Linked DNA regions of Homo sapiens: region 1 is linked to region 2. Evidence: chromatin contacts called from ENCODE Hi-C or POLR2A ChIA-PET data. All regions are on one chromosome and are shown on one strand. The core of a region is the stretch at or near the end of the contact, and the rest is flanking DNA. Distances in the headings are between cores, read along the strand shown.

What was found. Hi-C counts contacts between places; a loop is a spot of excess contacts on that map. ChIA-PET counts read pairs that join two places held with the same protein, here RNA polymerase II (POLR2A). Pooled maps may share reads with other maps.
Region 1: a pooled map shows a loop between it and region 2 (5-fold over the local background). The contact joins the promoter of PSMA4 here to the promoter of RCN2 in region 2. A Hi-C loop is called at or near these places in 3 of 50 pooled maps. POLR2A ChIA-PET finds 5 or more read pairs at or near these places in 2 of 52 experiments (MCF 10A and activated T-cell).

The regions. Positions count from the first base shown.
Region 1 is chr15:78,536,785-78,542,646 of GRCh38, reverse strand. It overlaps PSMA4 (proteasome 20S subunit alpha 4), which reads right to left and starts at 2,203. Exons shown (of 9, transcript NM_002789.6): 1 at 2,108-2,203; 2 at 717-742; 3 at 428-470; 4 at 2-164. The coding sequence starts at 719. It also overlaps a transcript of HYKK not described here. RefSeq lists enhancers at 1,055-1,947, 2,056-2,165 and a silencer at 1,706-1,975.
Region 2 is chr15:76,927,177-76,933,251 of GRCh38, reverse strand. RCN2 (reticulocalbin 2) reads right to left here and starts at 1,503. Exons shown (of 7, transcript NM_002902.3): 1 at 1,267-1,503; 2 at 786-891. The coding sequence starts at 1,410. RefSeq lists a silencer at 1,061-1,810.

The DNA.
Region 1 (5,862 bases), core at 954-3,453, 1.6 Mb before region 2:
CTCATTGAGTTTATAAATTTTTTCAGAAAAAAAGACTTCATCAAGAAGCTTGTGGATGTTGCGTCTCTCTGCTGCAAGCAAAACACCATCATTTGCTAAAATTCCCAAACAGGTGCCTGCATGTCCAATAGCTTCCATGGCATATTCAACTTGGTATAAGCGACCTACAAAACAAAAGCAGTGAGAAGCCAAGACTCTCCTCTGTGCTCCTGCACCACTGGCCCAAAAGAAATCAGCAATGAAGCAAGCTAGAAACAAATTTCCACTTTCACTCTTCTATGGTATAATCAACCTGGTGATGATAATTGCTTCAAAGTACAAAAAGGATGAACTTTGCAACTACCAAAAAAAGTTTGTAATTTTTTTTTCTAAAAGTCTAACACATTTATTTTTAAACTTGAGGCAGATTAAACAATTTCTATTTTACCTTCTGGAGAAAATATAGTGGTCCTGGAGTCATATCTTCGAGACTGCAAAGGAAAAACACATGAGTGATTCCTACCCACTGAAAGTAGGCCAACTCCTGCAAGCCTACAAATGATCTTACAAAACCTATCCTGGTATACAAAGTTCAATAGGTGAGAGGAAACTGACAAGAAAAAAGGCACCTTCTCACTGCTTTCCTTCTATTTCAATTTTCCCACTCAAGTCTGTAAACTGAGTACAAGCAATACTGTTTATCAGGCAACCGTTTATTGGCATGTGTATTAACTCACCATGTTTTCTGAACTTTATATAGTTCCTGTAAAAAGAAAATCAGATCATCATTAAAATAAGATTCACAAATTAAAAAGCATTTGCTGACTTTACAAATCTGTTTTATTTACTCCCTTTATTCAGCTAAGTGTCAGGCATTATGCTAGATGCTGGAATACCAAAATGTGTAAAACCAGTTCCTGTCCTGAAAAGCTAATACTGGCAGTTAGGTGAGAGAGGCAGTCATAGATTATAATGTGGAAAGAGGAACCGGGGGTAGGGTGGGAAAAGGGATGATGAAAGAATCAAGAAAGTATTTTTTGAGAAATCGATACAGAAAATGAAAGTAAATCAGAGATGGGAGAGGCAGAAATAAGGCTGAGAACCCTTGGGTCTAAGAGAAAGAACAGGGGAAGAAAGAAGGGCATTCCACACAGAGCAGAAAGTATGAACAAAGGGTACGGAGGCAGGATAGTTTAGTGGGCATGAGATAAACTGCTGATGCTTTTAAAATATATATAAATAAGAGCTAAGCGAGTATCCAAATCACGCAGAGCCTTGAAAGCCAAGGCAAGAGGCTGAGGCCTTCTCCAGAGAGTGATCTGGGTCCTGAACTTGGGGGTGGAGGCAGTTATCTTGGGCACCATCAGTACCATTCGTGCAAAAGGCAATACTAGGTGTTCAGCGTTATTTGGTAAAGCCTCAGTCCAAGGCCCACATTTCCAAATACTGGAATATAGGGAATCAAGACTGGAAAGGTAAGCTGGAATCAAATCCTGGAGAGCCCGCGTGCCCAGGTAAAAACAGAATTTTATCTCTCAGCCAATGGGGCTCCTCTGAATGATTCCCAAGGCCCACAGGAACTGATTGGCATTTTAAATGATCACTCTGGCTGGTGAGAGACCGAGGGCAGCGAACTGGTTGAGGTAATTGCAATAGGAATGGTGCAAAGTAAGGATGGCACAGAGCAGAGAAGCAGGGAGGACACAGAGACACTCGCCGGGGATTTCTGATTCGAGCTTTAAGCACAACTTTCTGTTGTCTCCACGCCTGACGCCGGGCACAGCACTATTTTGAGTTCACCGGCACCTCCGGGAGAGCTAACTTTCACGTACCGAACTCCTGAGGACGGAAGCCACCCCAACTCTCGGTCCTGCCCACAGACCCCCACCCTCAGCCCGCCCCCTCGCGGGCCCCGGCGTCCAGGCTTGGCACTGGGAAGCCCCCGACGGCGGCCGGCGGGGGCCATTCCCGGCGGTCGGTCCGTCACAGAGGAGGCGGTGCAGAGTCATCGTGCCCACGGCTCCTCGGCGGCAACTGCAGGCCGGGACCGACTGTCTTGACGTTCACGACCCCCGCCCAATGGGAAAGCGGCCAAGCTTCCGCGGGCCCCAAGGGGCCAAAGGCTCACCAGATGGAAGACCCTGAAGACCTGAGATGTCCACGGAGCCCTTAACTCCACGGAAGAATAAACCACCACCGCTCACCGAATAACCGCTGCTAATATGGCCCCCGCGCATGCGCAGAACCGCTGGGTTGGGGCGGGGGGAGCGGGACGGCCGAGGACGCGGAAGTCCTTCTTGCGGGGCGGAGCTAGAACCCGTGCCCCTCGTGGGAGCTGGGTCGCGGGGGTGCTGAGGCTCTGGGGCGCTGCAGCTTAGGCTAGGGTCCTCAGCAGGTGGAGGAGTTGCTGTGCCATGGGGAAGAGGGCAGGAAGACAGTAGCCAACCAGGAGGTGGAATAGCTAATTTCTTTCTCTTACCCTTGGCGCTCTCCTTTCATTTTCTCTTCACTATTCAGACCTAGGATAGCAAATAGTGTGGACCGGCTTCTTAATTGCTATCATTCCTGTCCTGTTTCCCAAAATGGTTCCAACCACATGAGACTTTACCCCTCTCATCACCTTCCTTTTTCATTCTGGCTTTCACTTTTACTGCTGATGCATACATTTTGGACATACACATTATGATGAGGAAGGCCGGGTGGCTCATGCCTGTAATCCCAGCACCTTGGGAGGTCGAGGCGGGTGGATCACCTGAGGTCGGGAGTTCGAGACCAGCTTGGCCAACATGGTGAAACCGTCTCTACTAAAATTAACAAAAATTAGCCGGGTGTGTGGTGCACGCCTGTAATCCCAGCTACTTGGGAGGCTGAGGCACGAGAATCGCTTGAACTCGGGAGGCGGAGGTTGCAGTGAGCCGAGAGTGCGCCACTTCACTCCAGCCTGAGACTCCATCTCAAAAAAAAAAAAATTATGATGAGGGTCGAGCATGGTGACTCATGCTTGTAATTACACCGCTTTGGGAGGCTGAGGCAGGAGGATGGCTTGAGGCTAGGAGTTTGGAGGCTGCAGTGAGCTATGATCGCACCACTGCACTCCAGCCTGGGTGACAGAGAAAGACACTGGCTCTAAAAATTAAATTAAAAAAAATTATGATCAGGTTCACACTTTTGGGGGAATTTTCACCTTGGTCTCTTTCTCTGCTTTTCACCAGTCAGAAAGGATTTCCCTGACCAGCACAGTTAAAGCAATACCCTACCGTCAGCATATACTCGCACCATTTTATCTTCTTTACTGAAATTGTCATACTTGTTTCTGTGTTCATTATCCATCTCTCCACCTTTTTGCTCATTCAGCCTCGGTCCGTATGTAAACTATCTACTATGCATTTTAGGTTTTTTCAGGCTAGAAGGTTGACTAGATCTGGGTTAATATGAAGTCATCTGCTCACAGTCTCTCCCAAAAAGCAGCCCACTGGGCAGAAACTCCTCTTCATGTTGGTTGCAAAATTATTGGGGGATCTGGGCTTTGAAAAGGAGATAGCTTGGAAGTAAGTTACATTTTGAGGTCTCGCCTATCGTCTCTACTTTCCAAGCACACAGGGAAGTGAGCCAAGGCAAGATGGCAAAGAGCCACACGCAGGTGGTGCTCTGAAAGCATCCTCAGGTGGTGTAACTTATGGCATCTCTGAGGGCCCCTGCCTGCCACCTTAGTTCATTCTGCGGAATTCAGTGAACAGTCACTTTTAAGTGAGAGGTAGAATTTCTCAGGTCAAGAGAGGGATTCCTTGAGAAAAAGGGCAAGAGAAGAATGAGTCTGACAAGTGTGGGTGACTGAGTAGTTCGGTCTGATCTGAATGGAGGAGATAATACAGGAAGTAAGGAAAGGCATTTGAGGCCTAAGTGTAGAGTGCCTTTAATGCCAGAATTTGTTTTGGTCAGTAATGGGAAGACAGGATTAAAGTGATGTTTTAGGATGATGAACCCTCAACATCTCTCATCCCACATGTTCCTCTTACAATGTGCCACAGATGGTTCCCACTGAGAGGTTCTGTGTCCCCTTATTCTGAATCTGGGTGAGCCTGTGACTACAATGGAAGTGATATCATGTGACTTCCAAGAGCAAATCACAAATGGTGATATGGTTCTGTCTTGTCCTCTTGGGATGGTCGTTCTTGGGACCCAGGCACTGTGCTGTGAGGAAGCAAAGGCCACATGGAGAGGTGTTTGGCCAACAGCCTAGATGAAGTCCCAGTGTCACCTGCCAGACAGCTGAGTGAAGATTCCTCCAGATGATCCTAGTACCCAGTTGTAACCAGGCAGCTTAGCTTCAAACTGCATTAAAAATTTTTTCCCCTTTTCCTTGGGTTTAAAGATATAACCTTGAAGCAAACTGCAGAAACCTTTTCTAGAGTCCACATCCCTCCCTTTCTCATTGTATATACTCCCTTCACATTTATCCAACTGTCTACTAGTATCTAATTATGTGTCTTCTTAGAAGTTCCAGGGGTCAATCCTGAGACACACAGACCAAGTCTGGAGACCCAGCTGCAAAGTTCCAGAGATTACTTCAAGACAGCTAGTTAACAACCTGGCTGTTGTTGAAATGCCATCAGCCCAGGGTCCAGGTGGACCAGGACCCAAGATAGCCACCAGAATAAGACACACAGACACTGTACTCAGCCCAGTTCTTGTCTGCCTTCCTTATCAAGTTTTCCCTTTTTAAACCCCTGCCTTCTTCCTAAAAATAGAAGCCGTTAATTTGGATAGGAATCCGATTGCTTTCCCTTTACTATTTTTGGCTAATAAATTCTGTCTTTCTATTATACCTCACCCTTGTCAATTGGACTCTGTAAGAAGCAAGTGTTCGGTTACACAGTGATTGAGTCTCTCCCAGGCATCAAATCTCTCCCAGCCTTAAAGTCTTCCTAGCTGAGGCCCCAACACTGGGGGGAGCAGAGACAAACTGTCCCAGGGCCTGCCTGAATTCATGACTGCCAGAAACCATGAGCTAATAAAATGATTAAAGTTTTAAGCCACAATTTTTTTTGGTCATCACACAGCAATATATGTAACCAGAGTTTTTATCTGCCTACATAATATGAAGTGCAGAGGTTAGGGAGACTAAGAATACCAGAAAGTAAAGTTCTGTTGTAGTCCAGGGGCGCTAAAAGCCTGAACAGAAGAAGGCACTTGCAAGAGCAAAGAGTCTTTGCCAGACATATGGTATTGATTCCTAAATCTGGAACTGGGTTTTCTCCACGTTGTTTGAAAGGACCAGGACCTGGCACTTGTAGTGGTGTGTTCATTCTTACAGTTTATTCAACAGATCTTTACTGGGTCTTCTAGGGGCCTGGCACGGTGCTAGGTCCTGAAAGTAAAGTAAAATAAATATTTAATTTATGTATTATATTAGGGTCTTCCAGAGAAACCGAATCAATGGGATGGAAGGATGGATAGGTAGATAAACAGGAGGGGATTTATTATGGAAATAAATTATGGAGGCTAGGAAGTCCCACAATTGCTGTCTGTAAGCTGAAGAACCAGTGAAGCCAATTATGTGTTTCAGTTTGAGTCTAAAGGCTTGAGAACCAGAGGAGATGATGGTGTAACTCAGTCTGAGGCTGAGGACCTAAGAACCTGAGGGGCCGCTGGTTAAGTCCTGGAGTTTGAAGGCCAAGAACCTGGAGTTTTGCTATCTGAGGGCAAGAGAAGATGGCTGTCCCAGGAGAGAGACTGAATCCATCTTTCCTTTGTCTTTTTGTTCTATCCAGGCCCTCAACAGATTGGATGGTGCCCACCCATATTGGTGAGGGGGATCTTCCTTACTCAGCTACTGATTCAAATGCCAGTCTCTTCTGGAAACTTCCGCACAGACATGCTTAG
Region 2 (6,075 bases), core at 254-2,753:
TAACAACCTGAATTTTTCTGAGGACCCACTTGGAACGCTGACAGGGAACATCATTTGAATTGAACAATGGGGAGAGACAACTGCACAGCAATTTATTTAGAACATTCTTTTAATAGTCTGTGCATTTCATTTCTGACTAGAGAATTTACCTGAGAGCATCAGATTTTTTTTTTTAACTGAAGGATATTAAAACCTGAATTAAGAGCAGGATACCTGGATTCTAGTCCAGCTTTGCCACTTATTTGTAGAAGGCACTTATCCCTGTGCTTCATTTCTTCATCTCTACAAAGTGATGTGGACAAGATGATCCCAAGGCCCCTACCAGCTCTAACATTTTGGTATAATGTTATAATAAACGTAATTCACAGGCAACAGGTCTTTTTCTACTTGCTTAAAAAAAGAAGCAAATTCCTAAAATTTAAATGAAGCATATATCAAAAGAGCGATAAATCATTTACTGCCTTAAAGTTTTGGGGCATATTTCTCTAAAATAAATCATATTGTTGACACTAACAAAAGTCACGTGAGAAAGAGGGTGTCTCAAGGTGTGACTTCCACATAGAGTACAGGGTCAATGATGTTTATATATAACTGGAGAAAGCACCGAGTTTTACTTGGTTCTCAGTGTCTAAAGATTTGTAAGTATAAAGCCTATTCTCCATGTCCTTTTCTCCTTCTCACAGGACTTCCAACTTGGGACACTAGCAATCTATACATTCAGCAGACACCGCTGCTTAACATATTTGTGTTTGTCTCCATTGTTAGTCGTGTAGGGCAGTCCTTACTTTCAGTGAGAAAGCCATCTGAGTCCAAGTCGATTTTCTTTATGATCGCCTGCAGTCTTTTTTGCTGCTCTTCGTGGCCGAGTTTAACATATTCATCCACATCTTCCTTTAGGGGGAAGCGACACACAGGAGGGCCAAGCATTACTATCAGTGGGGCAAAATGGTGGAGAAAAACAGGGCTACTAGAAGACCCCCTTGCCAAAGGGTTTCGGGGTGACCCGCACCTGCACTTCAAGGCCCCTACCCCCTACACACCCTCCATGATCTGAGGGGTAGAAGGGATCCAGCTCTTGGGCCGTGCTATCTCCTCAGGCTTTCCAGGCCCCAGGACCCCCAGAGAGCGAGTGCCGCGCCGCCCGGCCCCCATTGTCAGGCCGCCCCTGCCAGGCCTCGCCCGGCCGCCCCCCTTTGTCCCGGGACAAAGCCCGCGGCAGCCGCGGTGCGAGGCCCGGCCCTCCCAGCACCGGCCTGGCCGCCTCACCTGGACGCCCAGCAGCGCCTCGCGGTCGTAGTCGCTGCGGCGCTCGCCCAGCGGGTAGTGCAGCTCCTCGGCCTTGCCGGCGCCGGCCGCGGCGGCGCACAGCAGCAGCAGCCCCAACGCCGCGGTCCTCGGGCCCAGCCGCATCGCGCCGGCCCGCGGAGGACACCGAGGGACGCGAGGAGGGAGGCTGGCGGGGGCCCGGGCCGGCTGCGATGCTCCGCGGGCGGCTACAGAGAGGCGGTGCGACGTACGTTGAGGGCGGAGGGAACGGGAGGCGGAACCTGCGGTGGCGGCCACAACGCCCATGGACGGGCTGGGGGCCGGTCCACCAATGCGGTGCGGAGGCGCGCCAGGAGGAGGCCTATATGGCCGGCGCGGAGTGGCGGGGCACCAGGCCGCGCCGCTGATTGGGCAGCGCGGCGCTGGGGGCGGGCCGCCGCGATGTCGGGGTCAGCGGCCGCCCAGAGAGCTCCAGGAGCCATGCTGGGACTGCAGAGAGGGTAGACCTCTACGACCCGCGCCTTGTCGTTCCCCCGAAACGCTTCTAAAAGCACGCCCCCACCCCACTCCTGCCCACTCCTGGTCCACTCCATGTGCCCCTCCTACCGTCCATCAATGAGAGAGGCTGGAGGTTTCTGAGACAACAATACAATATCGAAAAAATTATTGCCTGAGGAATCGGCCAACAGTATTCTTTCTCAGTCTTCAATGTATCTATTTTATGAGAGTAGGACGTACAAACTCAGGAAGTGCAGCCAGATGCTTGTATCTGATGCTCAATTTCGTGATTTACAAGTTAATGTGAACTTGCTCAAATTTCTTGACCCCTGAAAACTTGTTTGCTCATCTATAAAATGAGCATAGTAATAAGACTACCTTAAAGAATTGTCGTGAAGATTAAATAATGTAATGGGTTTAGAACAATAGCTGGCACATAAGGTGAAGTGTTCAGTGAAGGTAGGCTTTCATCCATACAAGTAGAAAAACGAAAGATGATTGCACAGAAGGAATAGCTTAGTAAGTACCTAGCAAAACCTTTAGGGACAGAATGCATATACACATGGCTTCTATTCCATGTCTATTCACAGGTTTATGTAATTTCTCCACCTCAACCTGAACACATTAAACTCTAAGAAATTTGTAGGCTGCACCTTGAACCCTTTTCTTTATTGATTGCGCCACTTAGGATCAGGCCTTTCACAGAGAAGAAAAGGCTTTCTGGGTCCTCTTTCATTTCTCTCAGTCTCTATTTGGATTGGGAGCAAGAATTCTGTTCCAAACTGCAAAACTGGGTGGGCACAAGTCGCAGAAATTTCCTGGGTCGGGTTGAAATTTATGGTTTGGTCACAAACCATTGAAAGATTCACAGAGCAAAGTGTAAGTTCAATCTTTCCAATGTTATAAAGATCAACGAAGAACAAAGTTTTAAATTTCAGAATATAAATAAAAGCAAATTTTAGAGTTGATTTCATTAAACTAAAAAGAAAACCCTTTATTGCTGGATTTTAATTTTCACTTCCATTCTCGGTTTTGAGGAAAAAAAGAGAAAAATGTCCCAATTTAATATAAGAAACTCTGCTTTGTACCTGTTGTTCTCCAATAAGTAAAAGGTAAACTTTGACCAGCTTCCGGCGTGACTCCAGTTATAAAAGGTAGGCTACAAGGTACTGTGGAAGTTCTTCTAAACTCAGGGGATCCACAGATGGGAGTTTTGGGGGCCAAGGGAACTTAATGATATCTAAAGAGACAGTGGAGTAAGCAGTATCAGAAGGCTGGGTTCTGTCTTCAGCCCCTAAACAGGCTGTTTTCGCTCCCTGGGTCTATTGCTTTCATCTGGAGGAAAAGGATTGTGTTATCTCAGTGGATCTTAATTTGAGATCTTTGGGTTCCTAAGTGGTCCCTGCATGGTTTTCAGTGGTGTGTTTATCCCAAAATCTTGGTGCATGTGTATATTTCCAGGGAGGAAGTCTATAGCTTTGCTTTTATCAGAGTTTCAAAGGATCCATGTGGCAGAAAAAGTTAAGAGTCCCTGAAGAAGGCTCTGAGCAACTTTTTGACTCTTAAAATCAACGATTTTATTGGGATTGTTTGGAAGCAGATTACAGTAAAGGCCTATGCTTAAAAGAGGCAAGACTGATCCAATGTCATTACTTGTAATTAATCCATTCTACTCGGGGAAAAATAAATATCTAAAATAAGTAGCCTGTTTAAAAAAATGTGTTATGAGAATCCAAAGATCAATTTTCTTGACCTATAAAAGCCCATAGCATATAGCAAAATTGGTTTTATTTATATTTTTATTGAGGTATAATTTACCTAAAGTACACAAATGTTAAGTATACAGTTCAATCATTTTTTTAGATTTGTTTGCTGTGAGAGCCTTGAGGTAGGGAACTGTGTGATTTCTCCTAGTGCACCTACAAAAAAGAGGAACTCAATAAATTTTTGTGAAATGTATGAATTCAGCTATTCTGGCATTCTTTTAGAAGTATGTATTATGGGTAATAAAGTTAACTTTGAAACTATTGAAAGAAAGATTTGTAGATTTCTTGCTTTTTGAATTTGGTAAGATGTGTGTTACAATAAGCAGTGGCTTAAAAAACAAAGCAATATTTAACATATATGGCATGGACCCTTGTGTTACAGGCTGATTTCCACCAGAATGAATGAGATTTGGTACAATAAACAACTTAAGTGGGAAAGCCAACAAACTCAATGAGACTGCAGCTTTGCACAGATGGAAAACACAAGACAAAAGAACAGACTATAAGGCAGTGAATGGGAGAACAACTTAGACTGAATGACCATGCAATTAGGGGGATTTTGTTGGCTGTTTAATCTTTTGTCAGTCTTTTGAGGGGAGAAGGAAATGTGAGAATTCCAGGGTTATGGTGGAGTCTTAGAAGGTGACAAGAACATGTGTAGGTGGGTGGGTGTATTATAATGCCTTAAAAATCTTTTCATTTCCAAGGAGTATCTGAATGTGTAAGTAGTCACAAAATCTTTTAACCTATTAGAAGTACTTTCAAGAAATTCAATGTAACTTTTTCACTGAATAAGATTTCCCTAAATTAAAGATGGATCTGTCCCAATGATCAAATGTAATGATAGCTCCATCCTCAAATAGAAGCCATCCTCCACTTCCGGCAATTCACATTTATGGCCCTTGGTCAGTTATACTGGTGCATCTCTTGCCCTAAAGGTAGCCCAAGTGGACAAATATTAGAGTGCCTTCCTGACTTTCTCCCTATTCACATAGGGTGATCATACATCCTGGTTGACCTGACATGATTATTAATCATGACTCTTTCACACTCAAAAGTATACCAGAATGGGGTGATAAATGATATGGTCACCTTACTTTTGGGCCTCACATTCAAACTGTCCAGCCCCCTCCCTGTACTCCTCCCCAAGCCCCAGGCTTTATTATGCCTCAGAACCTCTTCCCACACTCTTTTCCCCAGGTTTTCAACAATAGGACCTTGAGGTCTTAGTCAAACACATTAGCAATAAAAATAAAGAACACTAAGAAAGAGGGCATGAAAAGAGGAATAAGACTGTGACTTAAGCAAGTGTTTCTTCTGAATTATAATGAAATTTATTTTCTTTGGCGTTACTAAACCAGCTCTGAAGACAATTTCATGGAGGAAATTCAAAGCTGAAACAAGCAGAGTGACTTTGAAAGACAGCACTTCTTGAATTTATAAGTTCTCGAGTGTTTAAGAAAACTCAGGCGTGGCTTTATAGTCACACCATGCATTCAAGTCTTAGGTATTCACAGATCTCACTGAGGAAGAGAAAATGCAGTTGCTCTGATTGCAGCTCCATCACGAGGTGGTTGGTGTTCAGGGGACTGTGATTGATTTGGGCTTTGGTTTTTTGATTCGGGATGAAACTCAAGTCTATGGGATTTTGAGGTTAATTTCTGTTTAAAAAATAAAACTAAAAATTGGCCAGGCACAGTGGCTCATGCCTGTAATCCCAGCACTTTGGGAGGCTGAGGCAGGCAGATAGCTTGAGCCTAGGAGTTCAAGATCAGCCTTGGAAACATGGCAAAACCCCAGATCTATAAAAACAAAATACGGAAAAGCATATTAGTTGGGTGTAGTGGCATGTGCCTGTAGTCCTAGCTACTCAGGAGGCTGGGGTGGGAGGATGGCTTGAGCCTGGGAGGCAGAGGAGGCAGTGAGCCGAGATCGTGCCACTGCACTCCAGCCTGGGCGACAGTGTAGAAACAAAGGAGTTACACAAGTTATGCATGCTTACTTGTTTATTTTTGCTTACTTGTTTATTTTAGGAAAATCAGTGTATGCAAATAAGAAAAAAGAAAAAAAGATCTCAAATCCCATTCTCATAAATAACTGCTATTAACATTGGGGCATAACTTTCCAGAGGTTTTCTGTGCACAGTATATACACTTCTAAAGGCAGTATCCTAATCCATTTGTGCTTCTAGAACAAAATACCTGAGACAGGATAATTTATAAATCTGTATTTATAATTTATAAAGATTTATAAGTCTGTATTTATAAATTTATTTATAATTTATATTTTATAAATTTATTATATATTAATTATATATTATTTATCTTTAAATATTATATTTAAATTATTTAAATTATATATTTATTTAAATTAAATATTTAATATTAATATTTAAATTAAATATTTTATTTAAAGTATTAAATATTGTATATATTTATATATTATAAATATATTATAAATTTATAAATTTATAAATATTTATAATTTATAAAGATTTATAAATCTGTATTTATAATTTATAAAGAACAAAAATTTATTTCTCACT